3 separate regions of the Mus musculus genome follow, and all the other regions are linked to region 2. Evidence: chromatin loops called from intact Hi-C (ENCODE). Cell type or tissue: heart. All regions are shown on one strand. Links, peaks and the distances in the headings refer to the core of each region. The heading gives the core; the rest is flanking DNA.

Evidence for each region. Peaks named below come from ENCODE experiments on the same cell type or tissue, not always from the same donor. Only the 100,000 strongest peaks of a DNase experiment are listed, where the experiment ranks them.
Region 1: it touches region 2 in a loop (2.0-fold over the local background); 8 of 42 quality-filtered maps call a loop at or near these places.
Region 3: it touches region 2 in a loop (2.3-fold over the local background); 4 of 42 quality-filtered maps call a loop at or near these places.

What each region holds. Positions count from the first base shown.
Region 1 is chr11:100,787,871-100,794,137 of GRCm38, forward strand. It overlaps Stat5b (signal transducer and activator of transcription 5B), which reads right to left. Exons shown (of 19, transcript NM_001113563.2): 13 at 2,877-3,083; 14 at 797-891; 15 at 499-629. Among named protein-coding and RNA genes, the nearest start is that of Ghdc, 20 kb to the left of the region's middle. In heart, for the core only: no CTCF peak of the experiment used is centred there; DNase peaks (open chromatin) are centred at 2,971 and 3,871.
Region 2 is chr11:100,857,983-100,864,249 of GRCm38, forward strand. It overlaps Stat5a (signal transducer and activator of transcription 5A), which reads left to right and starts at 1,369. Exons shown (of 20, transcript NM_011488.3): 1 at 1,369-1,598; 2 at 2,502-2,594; 3 at 3,346-3,483; 4 at 3,739-3,895; 5 at 5,149-5,238. The coding sequence starts at 3,356. It also overlaps a transcript of Stat5b not described here. In heart, for the core only: a CTCF peak has its summit at 2,500; DNase peaks (open chromatin) are centred at 1,429, 2,389 and 3,514; H3K4me3 peaks cover 1,995 bases; H3K27ac peaks cover 2,249 bases; H3K27me3 peaks cover 2,646 bases.
Region 3 is chr11:100,712,070-100,718,336 of GRCm38, forward strand. Hspb9 (heat shock protein, alpha-crystallin-related, B9) reads left to right here and starts at 1,860. Exons shown (of 1, transcript NM_029307.2): 1 at 1,860-2,506. The coding sequence starts at 1,874. The coding sequence ends at 2,380. It overlaps Rab5c (RAB5C, member RAS oncogene family), which reads right to left. Exons shown (of 6, transcript NM_024456.5): 4 at 5,773-5,895; 5 at 4,689-4,782; 6 at 2,934-4,093. The coding sequence ends at 3,978. It overlaps Kat2a (K(lysine) acetyltransferase 2A), which reads right to left and starts at 398. Exons shown (of 18, transcript NM_001038010.2): 1 at 12-398. The coding sequence starts at 335. In heart, for the core only: a CTCF peak has its summit at 2,663 (motif pointing right); DNase peaks (open chromatin) are centred at 1,282, 1,822, 2,372 and 2,432; H3K4me3 peaks cover 1,581 bases; H3K27ac peaks cover 1,740 bases.

The DNA.
Region 1 (6,267 bases), core at 606-5,605, 70 kb before region 2:
CATTTTCTAGGAAGCACACCTGCAGCCAGGGAAAGCCTGAGAGCTAGAACAAGCAGGTAGAATGTTTAAAACACTGAATAGACAAAGTAGCAAGCTACTCTACTTCAGTGTGAGGGCCAGACTAAGGAAGGAATGGTCATTCTTAGGTGGCAATGTTAGCAGCAACACCTGGCATTAATTAGAGAATCTTGGATGCACAGAAGGACGGAAAGGAGCGCCAGGCTGAGTAACAATAAGGCAAACGTTTTAAAAGGGAAGTGGCAGCGACTCTGCCCGACACCCATGCTAGGGCTACAATTCAGCATTTCCCATAATAAGGTTGCTCACAGGCTGCCTTCCGAGCAGCTGTGTCATGGCTATGTTAGCGATTCTTGTAATTAGGTCTGTCTCCAACAAACAATATATTCTCAGTAAGACGTGTTAGAGTCATCTTGTGACAAAGCAGCTGACTTGGGACTCAAAGCCAAACCCTGTCTCAAAAAAGGGCGAGGTACTCACGAGAGTCAAACTTCCAAGCAATGGTGATGCCCCCGATTTCCGAGTCGCTGAAGCGCAGCAGGAAGGTCCCGTCTGGCTTGTTGATGAGCAGGTCGTGGGCCTGTTGCTTGTTCACGAAACCCAGGATAGCCCTGGATCAGAGTCAGAAGCAGAGGGTGACAATGTCAGAGAGAAAAACCTATGGATTTTCATACCGACTTATAGATGATGGCAGCCACAGCGACTTGGGAGACCGAGGCAAGAGGATTGCTTGAGCTCAAGATCAGCCTTGGCAATGTATTATAAAGATGATTCTCACCCATCATTCCAGTGAGGCTTGAGATGTTTTTTCAATACTTCCATCACGCCATCAAACCACTGCCAGAAAGTGTAATTCCGTCCTGGCAAATTCTCCTGGTTGGGGACATGAGAGTGAACGGGAAGAGAGCCACAATGAGCATTAGAATATCAGCTGCATATGGCAGAAGCACTTCAGAGTTGGCTGTAAGGGACACTTGTCCTGGGCTTTATACAAACACCTTCCACATGCAGCCTGCGAAGGGTTGTCTTGTTCTGAATTAACTTTAAGTCTAGACGTCACCCAGGAGGCACACAAGACTCAGTGGCCTTGGCATATGTGATGCTAAGTCATTTCCCTAGAGACCCAGCGACCTCAGTGGGCTCAAGTTCAAGTGGAGTCCTCCCAGTGTCTAAAAGCAACAGCCCTGGAGCTAGAGAGATGGCTCAGCAGTTAAGAGCACTTGTTCTTGCAGCAGACTGGGGTTCAATCCCCAGCATCCACATGATGGTTCACGACCATCCATAACTCCAGTTCTAGGGCACTGCATACATGTGGTACACAGAGAAACATGGGGGCAAAACACCCACATACAAAATAATACAATAAAATAAATAAGACTCAGAGGCCTTGATATATGTGAATTTCCTCCTCCCCCGCCCCGTCACATATAGCAAGATGGCAAAGAGGGGAACAGGAATCTTAGGGACAAGAGCCAGATGCTGGGAGATAAGACTGAACTCTAAGGACCATCTACCAGAATCCTAAGACTGAATTCTGGGGGCCCAGCCACCAGAAGAATAAAACTGGACTCTGAATTGATTTTTTTCCCCCTTTCAGGTTCTTTATAAAAATGCACGAGGAAAAGACGGGAAGGCAGATTTGGCTCCAACTTCCACACTGTCAGCGCTCTGAATAAAGCAAAAAGCTTCAAACCCTGGCTTGTGCTTTGTGATGGGCAGCCCAGGCTACGTACAGACACTTCAGATGGAAAAGAAACGTCTCCACTGTCAGAAGCATGCAAACATGCCTGCCTGCCTGTTACCAAGTCATCTTACAGTCTCAGGGACAGAGCAAGGAGGGAAAGGGAGAAGGGAGGGATAAAAGCCACAGAGCTGGTACCCCCAGGGGATCCTGCTAGATTTGGTGGTCTCGCCTCTGGCCATTTCTGTGGTCTGAGACAAGCAGCACCAGTGTCCCCTGGGAGATTCTGAGATATGCACATTTTTCCAGGCTCGCCCTAGATCTGCTATGAATCAGAGCTTACACTTTTTAACAAGATGCAGGGTGGGTTCATAGATCTGACCTGAATTAGATCACACTAAGCCACAGAGGCTGACATCATACACACATTCCTAGTAATTATCAGCCAAGTACAGTAACCAGGTTCTGTGGGAGGCAGGGGCTTTACCACAATGGCAAAGGTAGACCACCGAGGCCTGTTTTCCTGACCTCCTCTGACGACCGCCGATTGGGTCCAGAACCATTCAGAAACCATGAGCTTTCTAAATTAAGGGCATCTGGGTCTCTGGGTTACAGACAGAGCAGGGAGAAGTTTAACTGAAAATCAAAGCTGTGACTTGAAGAAACATTTCCTTTGTCCGTACCCCCTTCCAGGGGCCTGAGGGTTTCTCGGAAGTCTGTGCTGAGCTTGGCTTACATTTGCTTCACTGTGTCCTTTATTTTTAATTTTTTTATTATATGTAAGCACACTGTAGCTGTCTTCAGACACTCCAGAAGAGGGCATCGGATCTTGTTACAGATGGCTGTGAGCCACCATGTGGTTGCTGGGGTTTGAACTCAGGACCTCTGAAAGAGCAGTCAGTGCTCTTAACCACTGAGCCATCTCTCCAGCCTACACTGTTTCCTTTATAGAGGAAGAAATGCATTAAGTGCCCACAGGGCCCAGCTCACAGACACAAAGCAAAGATGTCACTCTATGTGAGACCTGACCCTCAAACTGTCCATCTACACAGATGTTTCTGTGACCTTGGGTAGAGCTCATGAGAAATAGGAAGAACAGGGGCCCAGGGCAGGGAAACTCCAGGAGGCAGGCATTTGGAAAGGTTGGAGTAAGAGCGGCTGGCAGCCAGCCACTCACCCGGTTGAACTGGGACCAGGACACGGACATGCTGTTGTAGTCCTCGAGGTGGTTGCTGCTGATGTTGAACAGTTTCTGTGCCAGGAACACGAGGTTCTCCTTGGTCAAGCCCCGGTTGCTCTGTACTTCAGCCTTGAATTTCATGTTGAGCGCTTCACACAGCTGCGGCCACAGCACCTTGTCAGGCACGGCAAATGGCACCCTGCCCTGAGAGGGAGAGAAGCCAGCCTCTAAGAGAACAGTTGCTTGCTTGATTCTCTCAAGCCACAAAAGGAAAGCAGCAGTGGCTGGAAGGAGTTGGGTTTGTCTTGCCAAACCTGAGCATATTCAGACATTCATAGGATGTCCTGTTCTGAGAGACACACAAGGCTCTACTTTAACGTCCTCATTCATGACACAGCTGCAGGGCCACCCTGCCTTACCTGTGCTGGCTTGGGAGCTACTGACCCTGCGGTCAGATTCTGGTTCTAATAAATAGCATCAGAGCAAAGTACCACCAAGTTTTGGCTCATGGTCTGGATTCACTGGAAGTTTTAGATAGTGAAAACATGGGTAGGTGTGGTGGCCCACGCCTGTGACCTTAGCACCTGGGAGAGAGAGAGGTACAGGAGTTCTAGGTCATTCTTTACCGCATAGCGTTTGAGGTCAGCCTGGGCTATGTGAGACCCTATTTTAAAGAGAGAGAGAGAGAGAGAGAGAGAGAGAGAGAAGGAGGGAGGGAGGGAAGGAGGGAGGGAGTGGGAGGGAAGAAGGGAGTGAGAGAGAGAGAGAGAGAGAGAGAGAGCAGTCAGACAGACAAGCCTGGCTTTCTAAGTGAGCAGAGGGAGGGCACACATGTGCAGCCCCAAGTATAATACTTGCTTGTCCTTGACACCTGCCAAGAACTCTAGCTCACAGTGAAGCAACTTGGCATGGAGGAGTGGAAAGTTTCTAGTTGGCAACTTGATTGAGAAACAGTTAGAATATGAACTTGTAATACACTGCCTCTCATTCTATTCAGCTGGCTGGTCAGTAGGTACGAGGGTAGTTAGGGCCAGAGGGATGTGGTCTGGTGCTCGCACCACACAGGGCAGTGACCAAGATGGCCAGGAGAGGGGACTTCCTCTCTCTTCACCTTCCTGCTTCCTTCCTCCTCCCCTCCCTGTGGGGGTGTGTGAGGGTGAAGCACATATGTGCACATAGGTGGAGGTCAGAGGTCAACCTCAGGTGTCTTTTTTCATGAGTTCTCCACTTCTTAAAATTTATTATTGGGGCTGGAGAGATAGCTCAAGTGATGAAGAGCACTGGCTGTTTTTGCAGCACCCACATGGCAGCTCACAATCATCTGTAACCCCAGTTCCAGGGGATCTGATGCTCTCTTCTGGCCTCATGGGCCACAGGCACAACATGCTACACACATATACATGTAGGCAAAACTCTCACATGTATAAAATAAAATATAAAAACTCATGTCTCCATATTTGCATGGCAAGCACTTTACTAAGCCATCCCCCAAGCCCCTTTCTTAGTTTGGGATAGGTCTCATGCAGGCCAATCTGGCCTTGAACTTGAAATTAATATATAGCCAGGATAAACATGAACTTCTGATCCTTCTGACTCTACCTCCCAAGGGCTAAGATTACAGGAGTGCATTACCATGACTGTTCAGGGGACTACCTATCATCTGTCTGTCTGTCTGTTGTACCTCACTACTAAGGTTATATAGTCTACCATGTCCGGACAGCTTCCCTGAGCTTGGTGTAAAATGAAGAACAACCAGTCGGGCGTGGTGGCTCTCGCCTTTAATCCCAGCACTCGGGAGGCAGAGGCAGGCGGATTTCTGAGTTCGAGGCCAGCCTGGTCTACAAAGTGAGTTCCAGGACAGCCAGGGCTACACAGAGAAACCCTGTCTCAAAAAACCAAAACCAAAAAAACAAAACAAAACAAAACAAAACAAAACAAAACAAAACAAAAAAACAACCTTCTCTAAGCAGGGCTTCCTCTTCTTCTGATCTGGGGAGCCCAAACCATACTCTGGGGGAGGTCACATAATCCATGGTGAAATTCAAGGAATGCCTCTCCATGCAAATGAGGTACCCCCAAGCCTCAGCCAATGTAATTTCACTTTAAGAAGAACCCCTTTCCACTCTCCTAGGTTCATATACACAGCCCTGGTTCACCCCGAATAAAGTGTGTATGCATACAATGCATACAAGCCTATCCTGAATAAATCCCAGCATACAGTGGTGTCTGGATACTCCGAGAGGGAGGAAATGGAGGACCCAGAATCACAGCTGGATTCCAACATGCATAACACCTCTCTCTCCCTTTCTCTTTCTCTCCCTCTCTCTCTCTCTCCCTCGCCCCCCCTCCTTCCTGAGACAGGGTTTCTCTATGTAGTCCTGGCTGCCCAAGTACTGAGATGGTCGACTCTATCAAACTTTCTGTATTTATTTTTAAATAGCATTCAAGATAACTTAGTCATCAGCATCACTGAGAATGTAAAAAATTTCATATTATTTGGACAAGATACCCTACTGGTTACACATTGCAGGGCACGTCAAGGTTACAGAAAGCTTCGTGGACAACAGGGATGGAGGTGAAGCAATCTAATCCATAAGGCTTTGAAACTTTGAAAGCAGTGTACTGTGGCCTTTTTTTTTTAATTTTTTTTTTTATTTTTTAGGAGTCTAAACTCTGCTTTTGCAGCACACACAGGGAAGATCTCATAAAAACCCTGCCTTTGCAATAAAGCCCGGTTCTCTAAAGATGACAGTTGAAGAGCCAAGAGTCTCACACTAGAGAAAGACAGACTTGGATGTGTCGAATAACGAGGACACTTTTATCACGCTTCTGAGAGTTAAGTTCTTCTAACAGCATGCAATAAGGACCCCTCCTCATGGAGACATTCTGAAAATGTTCATCATGGGCTGGGGATAGTTATAGTTCAGCTGGTAGAATGCTTGCCCAGCATGCACAAGGCTCTGGGGTCTAGGCCCAGTACTCCATAAAAAGTGAGCTTGGCTGGTGAATATCTGTCATGGCAGCACTTGTAAAGAGGAGAGAGGCAAGAAGGCTAGGGGTTCTTGGCTGCACAGTGAGTTCAACACCAGCCTGGAATATTACCAGAGACATTGTTGGAGATGGGGAGGGGGGGTGGGGAAGAGAAGGGGAGGGAAGGAGAGAGAATAAGAGAGTACAAATGCTTATTAGCAGGCTAGGGTAATTCTGCTTTTGGGGTGGGGGGGGGACATAAACCTACAACATGATTATCTGTCCCTTCAGACAAAGCATGTCACTCTTCATGAGCCCTGGGCAGAGCATCGGATGTCATCCGTATTTACTGTCAAAGGACTGAGGCAAGTTCTCAGACCATCTAGGGCTTCCCTGAGGATTCAAACATTACAGAGCA
Region 2 (6,267 bases), core at 587-5,586:
TCCTCAGCGCCCATCTTGGGAAAGCTGTAAAATTGCCCCACACCCCACCTGCCCAGTGAGTATCTTCGAGATAGCAGAGGCATAGAAAAAGGTAGAATGGAGCAGTGGAAGATGCAACCAGATGAACTGGCAAAACGTCTCAGTGGGTAAAGGCGCTTGCCAAGCAAGTTTGGCAAGCACGGTTGACAGAGAGACATTATTCCATGGTTGTTGTTCCCTCCACAGGAGGGCCACAGCATATGCACACACAATAGTGATAAGAAACAAGAAAATGATGTTTAAAGATACAAGGATTAGGAACCTCAAAACGGCCCAATGAGGAGAGAGCCAGAAGCAAGGCAGGGAGCCAGCTACCTTTGGGTCCTGGTAAGGTCTGGGGACATGAGTGGGTTCTGCAGACTCTCCTACACTTCTGCTGGGTGGCACCTCCCCGCTAGCTTTTGAGTAAGCAGGCCTAACCACCTTCCCAGCAAGCCCAGCCCAGCCCAGCCAGATGTGGGAGCCCCAGACTTCTGTGGGTCCTGGGGGAGGGGTCTGGAGAAGTCAATGCCTGGAAGTGGGTGGGCAGTTCTTGTACCACACCCACTCTCAGGTGTCCAGATGGAGGGCATGACCAGCGTGGTCCTCTGCCTACAGATGTAGCTCAGAGAACTTAGGAAACCTAATGAATCTACTGTCACGTCCACTGTGAAAGACTGGGGGACACAGGTGCCAAGTGGGGTCCACCTACCATGAGGCAATGGGCTTGGATCTGTCACACTGGCTCCAAGAGTCTGGTCAAGTCACTTCCCCTATCTGGCCTTTTATTGTTCCCATTGGTAAAGTCACCTTTAAGGCCACTGGCAGCTTTGCATGTTGATGTTCATCTGGAGCGGAGGGTCTAACTGGCTCCCGGTCAATCCATTGTACAGAGTAGAGGGGAAAGACGGGAAAAGGCTTATGCCTACTCCTCCTGAGCCCCTTACCCTACCTGGTCCTGGCAGAGCATCTGAAGAGCAAGGTCTCTCCCATCCTCTGATCCTCCTTGCAAACCCCCCCCCCCCCTGTTTTCAATTCCTTTCCTCGTGATCCTGCCAAGTAAAGTCACTGTGACCACACACAGAGGGCGGGGACAGCCCAGACATTTCAACTTCTGCAGAAAAGGTTCAGGTTTTCCCCACCTCTAAAGTTGAAAAAAAAAAAAAAAAGAGTAAAAGAGGAGGTCCAAAGACCAGAAAGAAGGATCAGGAACTCGGAATGGAAAGAAAAGATACAAGAAGAAATTAGTAAGAGAGGAAGCCAATTAAAATGATCCCTCCAGGCCACTGGGTCTTGGCCCGGATGGTATTCGAGTAGGCAGCCAGGCTGGCCCCTCCTTTGGTACTGCCCATGCCAACTTCCAGGCAGAGAGGAGGCCCAGAGGAGAGGGAAGCTGGGCAAAGGGGATGGCAGACTTCCAGCCTGGCCTTGTCCAACCCCTGGGCCTTGAGGGGAACTCTTCGGGATGGGGACTATGATCCAGGCAAAGCTCCAGGGAGCAGGTCTGCTGCCCGGCAAAGTCTGCAGGCAGATGTGAAGTTAGAAAGTGCCGGCTACCCCTTCCTGCGCCTGTTTAGAAGGTAGGACCAGCTTCAGGTGTGACCCTTCTAGGTCACTGGATGGACTCCCGAGTGGTTTGTGGGTCACAGTCTGATGATGAGACTGTGATGTGACCACAGTGAGGTCCTGGGCAGGCCCCTTCTCTTCTCTGGATTGACGTTTCTTACCTGCAAAGGTCAGAAGGGGGTGTGGGGGGTTGAAACCTATGATTACCAAGGTCTTTCTTGCTCGGCTTTAAGGGGGAAGGTCATGTGGTGGAAGTCATGCTAGGTGGGAGACCTTAGAAGTAGGCTTGGCTTCTCTGGGATCGCCAGTCCTTCTAAAGTTTTGACTCTGCAGGCATAGAAGCCACATGCACCCTTACCTGAACATGCGCGTGTACACACACACACACACACACACAAAACTTTGTAAATCTAGAGACAGACTAGTTGACTCCAGAGGTAGGAGCCATCTCTAGGTAGATTTTTTTTTCTTTTCTTCCTCCCCCTCTTTTATTTTATTTATTTATTTTTAACAGATGATAAAACTGAGGCCCTAGTTAGGGATTTTCAGAGTTTGGGACTTCCCGGCACCCTCTGGCTGCTCCAGTTCAGCTGTCCCAGGACGCTCCTCCCTCATTCCCCACCCACCCACCCCCGGAGCCGCAGGGGAGCACAGACCGGGAGTCCCAGTGTGTGTGTAGGGAGGGGGCACCCCGCTGTAGGGGCTGTCCTCAGCCCAGCGCCGCCCAGCCTAGTGGTCGGTCTTGTAAGCGGGGCGCCCTGGCGCACTCGCCGGGGCGCCGGTAATCGAGGGCGGAGGCAAGGAGGGAGCGACCGCTGCTGGGAGGGGTGCTGGGGCGAGCTCGCGCGCTGTGTTTGGTCTATCGGAGGCAGCTGACCTTTGAGGAGGAAATCGCTGCTCTCTGCTCCTTCCTGTAGTAACAGCCTCCACCGCCGCCGCCGTCAAGAGCCGTCAGGAGCCGTCAGAAGCCCCGGCCTGGAGCGACAGCCGCAGGCGCTCCGCAGCACCAGGTGGGTGGGTCGCCGTGACTCCGCCCGCGGCGCGTGGACAGAGGATCTAGGCTGCAGCCACGTCCCTGGGATCTAGCACCCTGGAGTCCCCACGGCCTGACACGGGACAGACATCTGTCCCGCCTTCGAATGGGAGCTTCAGAGGGAGCAGGGACAAGGGATCCGTGCAGGCGGCAGCCAGGGGTGGACTCACGCAGTGGACACTGACATTATCACACTCCACTCGGAGCGGGTAGATTCTGGAGTGCAGCCCAGGGCTTCCCCGAAGACAGCGTGGACCCTTAGTCTTCTCTCCCTGACAGCCCCAGACACGTGCCTGGGGAGACCTGCACCTCCAGTGGCTGTCCCAGCATTGGCCTAACTTTTAGGTTGGAACAGTCTCCCTTCCAAGAAATTGAGTGTGGGTCTTAGGCTGGGTGGCAAGAATTTTTGTGTTTGTCTAGTTAGGGACTGTGGGCCTCTGTGTCTTAAGTTTCTCTTTCGGTTTGTAGACCCCCCTTTTTTTATTTAGTCTGGGGATAGCTCCATCGAGCGAAGGGACATGGAGTGAAGGGACAGGAAGAGAGAAGGGCAGCCTCGAGGGTTCCTTGTTGGAAGGGAAGGGTGGCCATCTCTCTTCCCACACAGGAAAGCGTGCCTGGGGTGAGAGAGGAGCCTGGCCTCACCTCAGTCCTTAGGTCCTTTCGTGGCACTGCAGGGCATTGGCAGGCTAGAGACTTCTGTGGAACAAATGACTTATCTTCTCCCCCAGGTAAACAGCCATGGCGGGCTGGATTCAGGCCCAGCAGCTTCAGGGAGATGCCCTGCGCCAGATGCAAGTGTTGTATGGGCAGCATTTCCCCATCGAGGTCCGGCACTACCTGGCCCAGTGGATCGAGAGCCAGCCGTGGTAGGTGCCCCATACCCTGAGTCTTCACCTCCAGGCCAAGGGTCTCCTCTTGTGGTTTGGTATGACTCTGGTTCTATCTGTCCTTGTGCGGAAGGGGTGGTGTCTCTGGGAAAGGGGAAGAGGGAAACTGGAGCTATCAGAGGGGAGACTCATCTAGACTTTGATGCTTATACAGCTGTGGTGAGCAAGTCTTGTGGGACTGGGATGCCCTGAATCACTCTTGATGCTTTATCTCCCCTCTTTTTATGTTCCAAGGGATGCTATTGACTTGGATAATCCCCAGGACCGAGGTCAGGCCACCCAACTCCTGGAGGGCCTGGTGCAGGAGCTGCAGAAGAAGGCGGAGCACCAGGTGGGGGAAGATGGGTTTTTGCTGAAGATCAAGCTGGGGCACTATGCCACACAGCTCCAGGTGGGTGTGAATGCTTTTGCCTTCTGCAGGAAGGGGCCCCCTTAAGCTCTCTCCCAGCATCAGAACCCCTGGGATTTTTACTGGCCTGGCCACTGAGTCACCATGTGACCAAAAGCTTACTGGCAACTTTTCTTCAACTTCCCCCACCCCCTCTTTCTAAGTCAGACCTGTTAGATCTTTTAACATATTACAAAGCAAGAGGTGGGAAGGGGTGGGGAGGGAGGAGAGGGGTGTTTCCAGCAAGGCGGGGCGGTGTAGCAGCACTGTGGATAGATCTAACAGTAGAGAGCCCTCTTGAGTCAGGTGGACACCTCCCCAGGACAAGGGAACCCTGGCAGTCTAGAAACGAGGGAATAAGGCAAGCAGACAGTCCCCTTGGGGCTCATTTAAAATCATGACAGCTGCTGAAGAGAATCAGACTCGCCGTGGAGCAAGAGCTGGATAAAAGGGCTTTGAAATAAAAAAAGGAACCTCCCCTATATATGGAGGGGAGCAGGGATTTTTATGGAATCAGGAAAAGGGTGTGGGTGGCATTTATGGTCAAGCATTTATCAGAACCCACTTGTATTTCTTAGAGAACCCCTCTTACCTCCAAACAGTGGGATGTAGGGGGAGTGAAACCTCATCCTAGAGAGAGGAAGAAGCAGAAAGAACAGGAGACGAAGCAAAATAGGAACCCAGGGCCAGGTGCCTAGTGGAAAGCACCTTGATGCTGGCCTCGCATGTCTCTGTCTGTCTCTTGTGTCTGTCTCTGTTGTCTCTGTCTGTCTCTGCGTCTCTCTCTCTTTCTGTCTCTATCTCTCTGTGTGTCTGTCTCTGTGTCTCTCTGTCTCTGTCTGTCTCTCTGTCTGTCTCTCTGTCTTTGTCTGTCTGTCTGCCTGCCTGCCTGCCTGTCTGTCTGTCTGTCTTCCTCATTTGCCCCAGAACACATGCCTAGACTATCTGAACATCAATTTTCCCATCCATGACTTGAGAACAGTTTGAGTTTTTGTCGTAGGATTTCCATGCTCAAGAGAGTAAAGGCTGGTGTGAGGTTGGAAGCACTTTGTGTTTAGACTCTGAGTTTCTAAGTCGCTATAAACCTGGTAAGAAGTTCTGGAAGTGGAGGGGCAGAGGAGAGTGAAGGTGTCTGATAATCCTAAGGGCTTCCCAGGAAAAGCTGAGGCTTAGGGGAGAAGAAGAAGTGAGTGCCGCAAGGAAGCCAGTGGGATCAGAACTAGGTGGCTATTGGTGGTTCTTGTGTCCTCTTTCAGAACACGTATGACCGCTGTCCCATGGAGCTGGTTCGCTGTATCCGTCACATTCTGTACAACGAACAGAGGCTGGTTCGCGAAGCCAACAATGTGAGTGTCTGTCTGTAGGCATGGGGAGAGGAGCTGGGGAGGCCTTCATATGACTTCCTCTCTAGATCCCACCGTGTTTATGTAATGGAGAGCACAGGAGAAATAAAGGACAGGGGCAGGTGTGAGAGGCAGTGTATGTCACGCTGTGGACAGGACAGAGTGACTCGTCGGCCCAGTCCCTGGCTCCATCCCTGGCTCTCTAAAGCCTCTAATTCTTCTTTTCTTTCATTTCCTTCCCTTTCTCTGCCTTTCTCAAAAATAAGTTATCTTACTTTTAACTTTTTAACCTCATGTGCAAGTGGCCTTGGAAACTAGGGCCATCGGGACCCCTGGAGCTACAGGTAGTTCTGAGGTGCCTATCTATGGGTGCTGGGAACTAAATTTGGGTCCTCTGCAAGAACAATATACATGTTCTTCACGCTGAGCCATCTCTCCACAGCTTCCCTTTCATCTTTTCCTTTCTTTTCTTCCTTCTTCCTTTCCTGCCTTCTAATGACGACCCAATAGGTAGAGCTAAGCAAGATAGAGCTACCAATTCGTCCCCAGTCCTCACTGTCGTCAACTGGCTCTAGCAATCGTGCTTTCCTGATAAGGTTGCCATGAGGATTAAATGAATTTGTATGCATGCTGAGTATGGACAGCCGCATTGCAAGACAGAAGAGAAGGTTTTACACGTGTGCACACGCACTAAATAAATCTTTAAAATAAAATAAATACTTAAAACAGAGCAGCCTATGCCTAGGAGTCCCAGCAAAGACAGGACTCAGAGTGAGCTGAGTTGTAGGGAGACAGACACAGGGCAGCTGGCAGGAGTGTGTCCTGAGGGGGCAGAGGCAGGAAGGAGCAAGGATGAAGGATCACTTTCGTATCCTAAAATAACAACAGTGCACTTTGGAGTAGGAAGATGTTGGTAATACCTTAGGGGTTGAAGACTTGTAAGCGGTTAACACGGCAAGAGGACCAAGTGGGGTGCCACAGTGGACACAGACTCAAGAGCCAGGCACTGAATTTCCCAGCCCAGTTCCTGCA
Region 3 (6,267 bases), core at 775-5,774, 150 kb before region 2:
CCCGCCCCCACCTTGCAAGCTGAGAAGACCCCTAGTTTCTCAAGCTTCTTGGCACGCGGCAGACCCCGGACTTGCGCCTTCCTCTGGCTAGCGCGCTGCTGCTGGCTCAGGCCAGGTCGAGCCGGATCCCCCCCACTTCCTACCCCGGCGCCCCCACTCCCTGTGCTCCCAGCTGGGGCTGCAGCTGGGGCAGGGGCTGGTGCCGGAGTCGGAGCCGGAGTGGAGGCTGAAGCCGGACTGGGCGCAGGAGTCGAAGTTGGGGCAGGGGCTGGGGAGTGAAGGGGCCGGGGCTGCGCTGCCGGGACCGGGTTTGGGGCCTGGGAAGGTTCCGCCATGGCCTCCCCCGCAGCGGAGCGGCGCCGCGCTCCCAGCCCTAGGGCCGCATGGGCAACCGGCGCACAGTGCGCAGGCGTCACGGCCCCGGCGCACGATGGGAGTCGTAGTCTTCCTTTGCCGCTTCCCATCCTTTGGCCTTCCATACTTTTTTTTTTCTTGGTTCCAGACAACCAAATGTCGCTTGGTTGAGCATCCTAGATTTGACCATTACTTCATTCTAATCTTTTTTAAGCCATCCGAGATAGTGACAATTACTATCCTCTTGGGAACAAGAGGCACCCCAGAACACTGGCCGTCTGGAGGATTTGTGGATGCTGCCCTTTTAAAGTCCATAGGTGGAAGAACAGGCCTGGGCCTGAGGTTGGCTCCCACATTGCAAAAGCCTGCCCTATTGTGGCTGCCGGCTAAGGCTTGCAGCTACAATAGAGATAAAATGTAACATTAATTCTACTATTTGTACTGTGGTGTTCACACTTATGAATTAACTTTGACAATCAGTTTTTGGGTTTTGTTTTGTTTTGTTTTATTTTGTTTTTTGAGACAGGGTTTCTCTGTGAAGCCCTGGCTGTCCTGGAACTCATTCTGTAGACCAGGCTGACCTCGAACTCAGAAATCCGCCTGGCTCTGCTTCCCAAGTGCTGGGATTAAAGGCATGCGCCATCACTGCCCAGTGACAATCAGCTTTTTCTATACTTGGGTTGCTGTTAAACAGAAACGGTTTTATTTTCAAAAGAACAAAGAGACATAGTTGTGGGCCATGCTGCTGTTGAATGTGTGTGTTCATGCACGGGCATTCGTGTGTGTGTGTGTGTGTGTGTGTTGGGAGTGGGCAGGAAAGGGGGGGGGGAGTGTGTTTGTGTGTGCTGAGAACTAAAGAACCAGAGAGACCAACACTGAAGATGCGGAGGGTAGGGGGTGGTCCCCTCTTCTGGCTCGCCTAGGCAGCTTTGAAGATGGAGAGGATTCCTGACCTCATACCCTTCCATCCTACCTCCATCTTTTTCCCTGCCCACTCCTTAATGGGGGGGTGGGGGTGGAGGAAAGCCAGAGAAATAGACAGTTTCTTCCCATTGTAGAGGTAGACTGTGAAAGGTCAGGGATAGTTCTTCCTGGAAGATCAGAAAGGCCCCCTCTTTTGGCTCAGTCCAGAGAACAATTTTCCTTGCCCCAGGCCCGATTCTTAAAAGGGCAGGGTAGGGCAGGGCCGGCAGGGCAGGGCAGGGCAGAGCAAGCCAGACCTTTTCAACCCCGTTGCTCAATCCCATCAGCTCCCAGGATGGAGCTGTAACCCCGCACATTCAGGTGATCCAGTTCCTTCATAGCCTCCTTCCTGCCCTCTGATGTGAGAGAAGGGCCCAGGGAGAAGCAGAAGCCGGTTCTGGACAAAAGCTGCAGCGCTTGCAAGGAAGATAAGACAGCGACTTGAGTGTTTTTGCCCTTCTGGATGGGAAGAGTGGGCGGGCCCTTCCTCTTCGCACCCGCCCCGGATGGGGGGTTGGGGAGCCCTCGCGCCCTCAGGCAGCAGTTGCACTCTCGGATGCAGCGGGTAGGAAGCAGTTTCTCCACCGGGCAGCGCGAACCCGGGGAAAACCGGGTAGCTTCCCGATGTCCCAGCGTGGCCCTTGCTGAACGGAATCAAGTGGCCACTCTACCAGTGAGGCTGCTCAGGGATGAGGTGCAGGGCAATGGCTGTGAGCAACCAAGTTTCCAAATAAAGGTGGATGCCCAAGGTTTCGCTCCGGAGGACTTGGTGGTGCGGATAGACGGCCAGAATCTGACGGTGACCGGCCAGCGGCAACACGAGTCGAATGACCCGAGCAGGGGCCGCTACCGCATGGAGCAGAGTGTTCACCGACAAATGCAGCTCCCGCCGACCTTAGATCCTGCAGCCATGACCTGCAGCCTGACCCCCTCTGGCCATCTGTGGCTCAGGGGACAAAACAAGTGCCTACCTCCCCCTGAAGCTCAAACAGGCCAGTCCCAGAAACCCAGGAGGGGAGGGCCTAAGAGCTCCTTACAAAACGAAAGTGTGAAGAATCCTTAGAGTCTCTTAGCGTTCTTCCTGCGGGAGAAGAGTTGAAGCCCAAACAGACTCGGCCCTGAGACTCAGGAGGGGAGGCCCTAGGCACTACAACCTACCCTAATGTATTAAACCGAGGTGTGCAGCAGCCTTAAGTCCTCCTGCTTTTTTCCTGAGGGTGAAGGGTTGGAGCTGTAGGGAGTAGGGTGACCAGGGGAGGGAACTCAAGGTGGTAGTAAGTACATCAATAATCAAGTTTCTGGCCCTGAGATAAACTAGGGGTGTGTATGGATTTAGCCAATAGCAATAGCTCCAGCAGGGAGCAGCAGAGAGCTGGGACAGCCTAGCTGTTGCCATTCAGAATCAGCTGATGGTCTGAACCAGGATGGACAGTGTTGAACCTGGCATGGAGGTGTCACGAAGGACAGTGGTAGTGATGGGCTGTAGCACCGGCCTTACGACCAGTACTCGGTGTTCCTCGTCAGGGAGAGGAGATATTTAAAAAAAAAAAAAAGGTCTGAGTCCTAATTAGGTCCTATCAAAAAACCCTCACAGGTCACTTCAGACACCAACAATCTTCAAATACAGGTTGCATATCCTTTAATGTAAGCTGGGGGGAGACAGATGTCAGCCCCAGGTCAGTCCTATCCTCTTCCACCATCAGAACTACCAACAGCAGGGCTTCTTTCTTTTGGTTACCATGACCACCAGCATCCTCTCACACACAGGGAGTAGAGCCATTTAATGAGATTGGATGATTCATTTAAATTAACTTCAGGAAAAACAGAGAGGCTACGTATGGCCTGATCAGCTGCCAGAGAAGGACGAGGAAGACAAGCGTGAGGTCGATCGATCGGCTGACTATATTGACAAGATACTGATTGGTTACATGGTGAAGAAAACATACAATACAAAATACAGAAAAAGTTGGTTCCATCCCTCCCACTCCCCCCCCTTACCCACCCACCCCCAAATACTCATCATCGTGATTTGGTCAGAACAGGGCTCAGAGCCAGAGGTCAGAGTGACCAAGGGTGGAGGGATCCTGGGCCATGGGTGTCCGGCTGTCAATAATGATGCTTAAGTAATGCTGCGGTTTCTCTCCCAGCTGGGAGTCAGTTGGGGAGGAGGCTGCAGCCTGATTGACAGCCAGCTGAGGGAAGAGCAGCCTGTCCCTTCCCCAGCTCAGGGCCTGCCCACTGCCCCAGCCTAAGACGCTCCCAACAAGTTAAGATGTGGGTGCTCTTGCTGAGTCCGCTCTCCAGCAAGAAGGGAAGAAAGGGTGACTGCTCCAAGCCCTGTCCCCACGGATGAGGAGCACAGGAGCATGGCTACTACCAGCAAAGGGCAAGTGGGGGAGCGGGAGAAAGGGACCTGGGAAGAGCAGAAGATCATATATATTAAAAAAGTGACTTAAGACTTAAAATTGAATTAGTATTTGTACAGAAAGGTGCAGGTGGAATAACTCCCTCCGGCCTAGGATCAAAGTTATGCGGAGAATTCTTGATGGACCCTTCCCCTGCCCCCAGTGGTGGCCCGAGTTGTTAAGTGCGATTGGTTAGAGTAGATTCCAGTCGGGTCATTGTGGTGGAGGAGTGGGGGCAGTGGCAGGTAAGGGGGCTCAGTTGCTGCAGCACTGGCTCCGGCTGGCTGGGTTGCTCTCCTGCAGATCCACACCTCTGGTTCGGCCCGGAGCCCCAGCCGCATTCTGGGGCTCATTCTTGGGAAGCTTCTTAGCTGTTAGGGAGAGAAGGGGAAGTAGGTTTTGAGGTCACCCTAACACTCTCCCCTACTCAGTGACAGCCAGAATACTGGAGGGCTTGTGTGCCAGGTATACTGTGTCCCTAGAAACTGAAGCAGAGAACTTGCCCAAAACCCGAGTGACAACCGGCATTGCCAGGATTTGAACTCATAGACAGAAGGATTCCTGAGGCAAATGAGCTAAAGTCCTATGGGGGAAGACATGGCAATGGAAGGCTCTGACATGGGCAGGGAGAATAACACTTAGACTGGTCCAGGCATTAGAAAGTTTTGCATCTGGGAGTCAGACGATTTTACCAGTTAATTTTATTTAAAAAATTTTTAATTTTAGGTATATGAGCACACTGTCACTGACACACCAGAATCGGATCGAATGATTGTGAGCTGGGAATTGAACTCATGATCTCTGGAAGAGCAGCTGGTGCTCTTAACTACTGAGCCATCTCTCCAGCTCAATTTTATAAGTTTAAATGGTAAAAATTCTGCTGGGGAAGATATCCCACAGACCCACTAGAGACTAGCACACAGGGTCCTGTTCTGCTCAGGGGAAGGACAGGGAGAGACAACTTACCTATTGCCATGAAAATTTCATTCACGTTCATTGCAGTCTTGGCAGACGTCTCCATGAAGAGCAAGCTGTTGTCATCTGCATAGGCTTGTGCTTCCTGACTCAGGCATGTGAGGAAGAGAGTGGGAGGGGAACATGGCAGATGGCAGGGCTAAGACCCAGGATAAGATCTTCCTTGGTCTCTGCCCTTATAAATCAAGAGACTGACTGGGCAAATGCAGGGGTTTCAGGCTTAGGGTTCCCCTGTTCTGGGTTTCCCCAAAACACCAGCATCACCTGCTCTCCACTCACACGCCACACCTCGCAGTTCACAAATATTGGCAGATTCTTAATAGCTTCCCTAGGTCCTCTCTGTCTACTTGTTCTTCAAAATCACCAGGCGAAAGATCCTCCTGGAGAGAGATCTCCTGCACTATGCCTGCACATCTGGACAAAAGCATGAGCAGATGTGGATGCCACCTGCAGCACTGTCTCTAGTCCTCAGCGGTTATAAGCAATCCAGGAGGCCATCGAGTTAGGACTGGAAAAAGATGAACTGAGGGGTGTGGAGGCTCATGATTGTAACCCCAGGAAAAACAAGAGGTTCAGGAGTTCAAGGCCAGCAGCCTGGGCTACTACATACTACATGAGATACTTCCTGCTCCCCACCCCTACAAAAAACATAGGACACTGTAACATATAGTACATGTGGTACACAGCATATTCCCATCCATGATGTAAAGTAAAAGATATGTACATTTTTGGGAAAACCAAAACCTGGGAATTCTGGATAAGAGAGGCTAAGTTTCTAGGATTAAAGACACTAAACTCATTCTCTAGGCCTTGTTGGAGTATTTGAAGTTTACATGCATGCATTGCCTAAAAAAGTACTGCTTCAGTCCATTTGGCTTACAAAGCAAACGTGCAGAAATATTACCTATCCACCCACTCCCACAACACAAAGACAATTCCTTTATGGCCTGTGCTTGAGTCCTGAGAGGACAGCAGATGAGAGCTGCCACTGCCTGTCACCTTACAGGGCCCAGGCAGCCTGGAGAGGCCTCCCTTACAGAGCCAATGCACCCTTCCCCAAGTTCTGTCACTTTACCTGAAACTCCACAGCTCTCTTGCTGGCCAGGTCTGCTTTGTTCCCCGCTAGTGCAATGACGATGTTGGGGCTGGCCTGCCTCTGTAACTCCTTCACCCAATTCTTAGCCCGTGCAAATGTATCCTGAGGAGACAGGATGGCAATGTCAAAGGGACAAAGGAAATAGTCTACTCAGGGTTACTCAGTTGCAAATGCAAACTGGCATAGCCATAGGCATTTGAAACATCACCCCTAAAGATTCTTATGCTCTTTTTCCAGTCAACAGGAAATCCGCCCATACACCACCCCGAACAGAAGGCTGAGTGGTCTGAAATGAGGTTGTTTGTTTGTTTGTTTTTAAGATTTATTTCATCTATGTGAGTACATTGTCTCTGTCTTCAGACACTCCAGAAGAGGGCATCGGATCCCATTACAGATGGTTGTGAGCCACCAAGTGGTTGCTGAGAATTGAACTCAGGACCTCTGGAAGAGCAGTCAGTGCTCTTAACTGCTGAG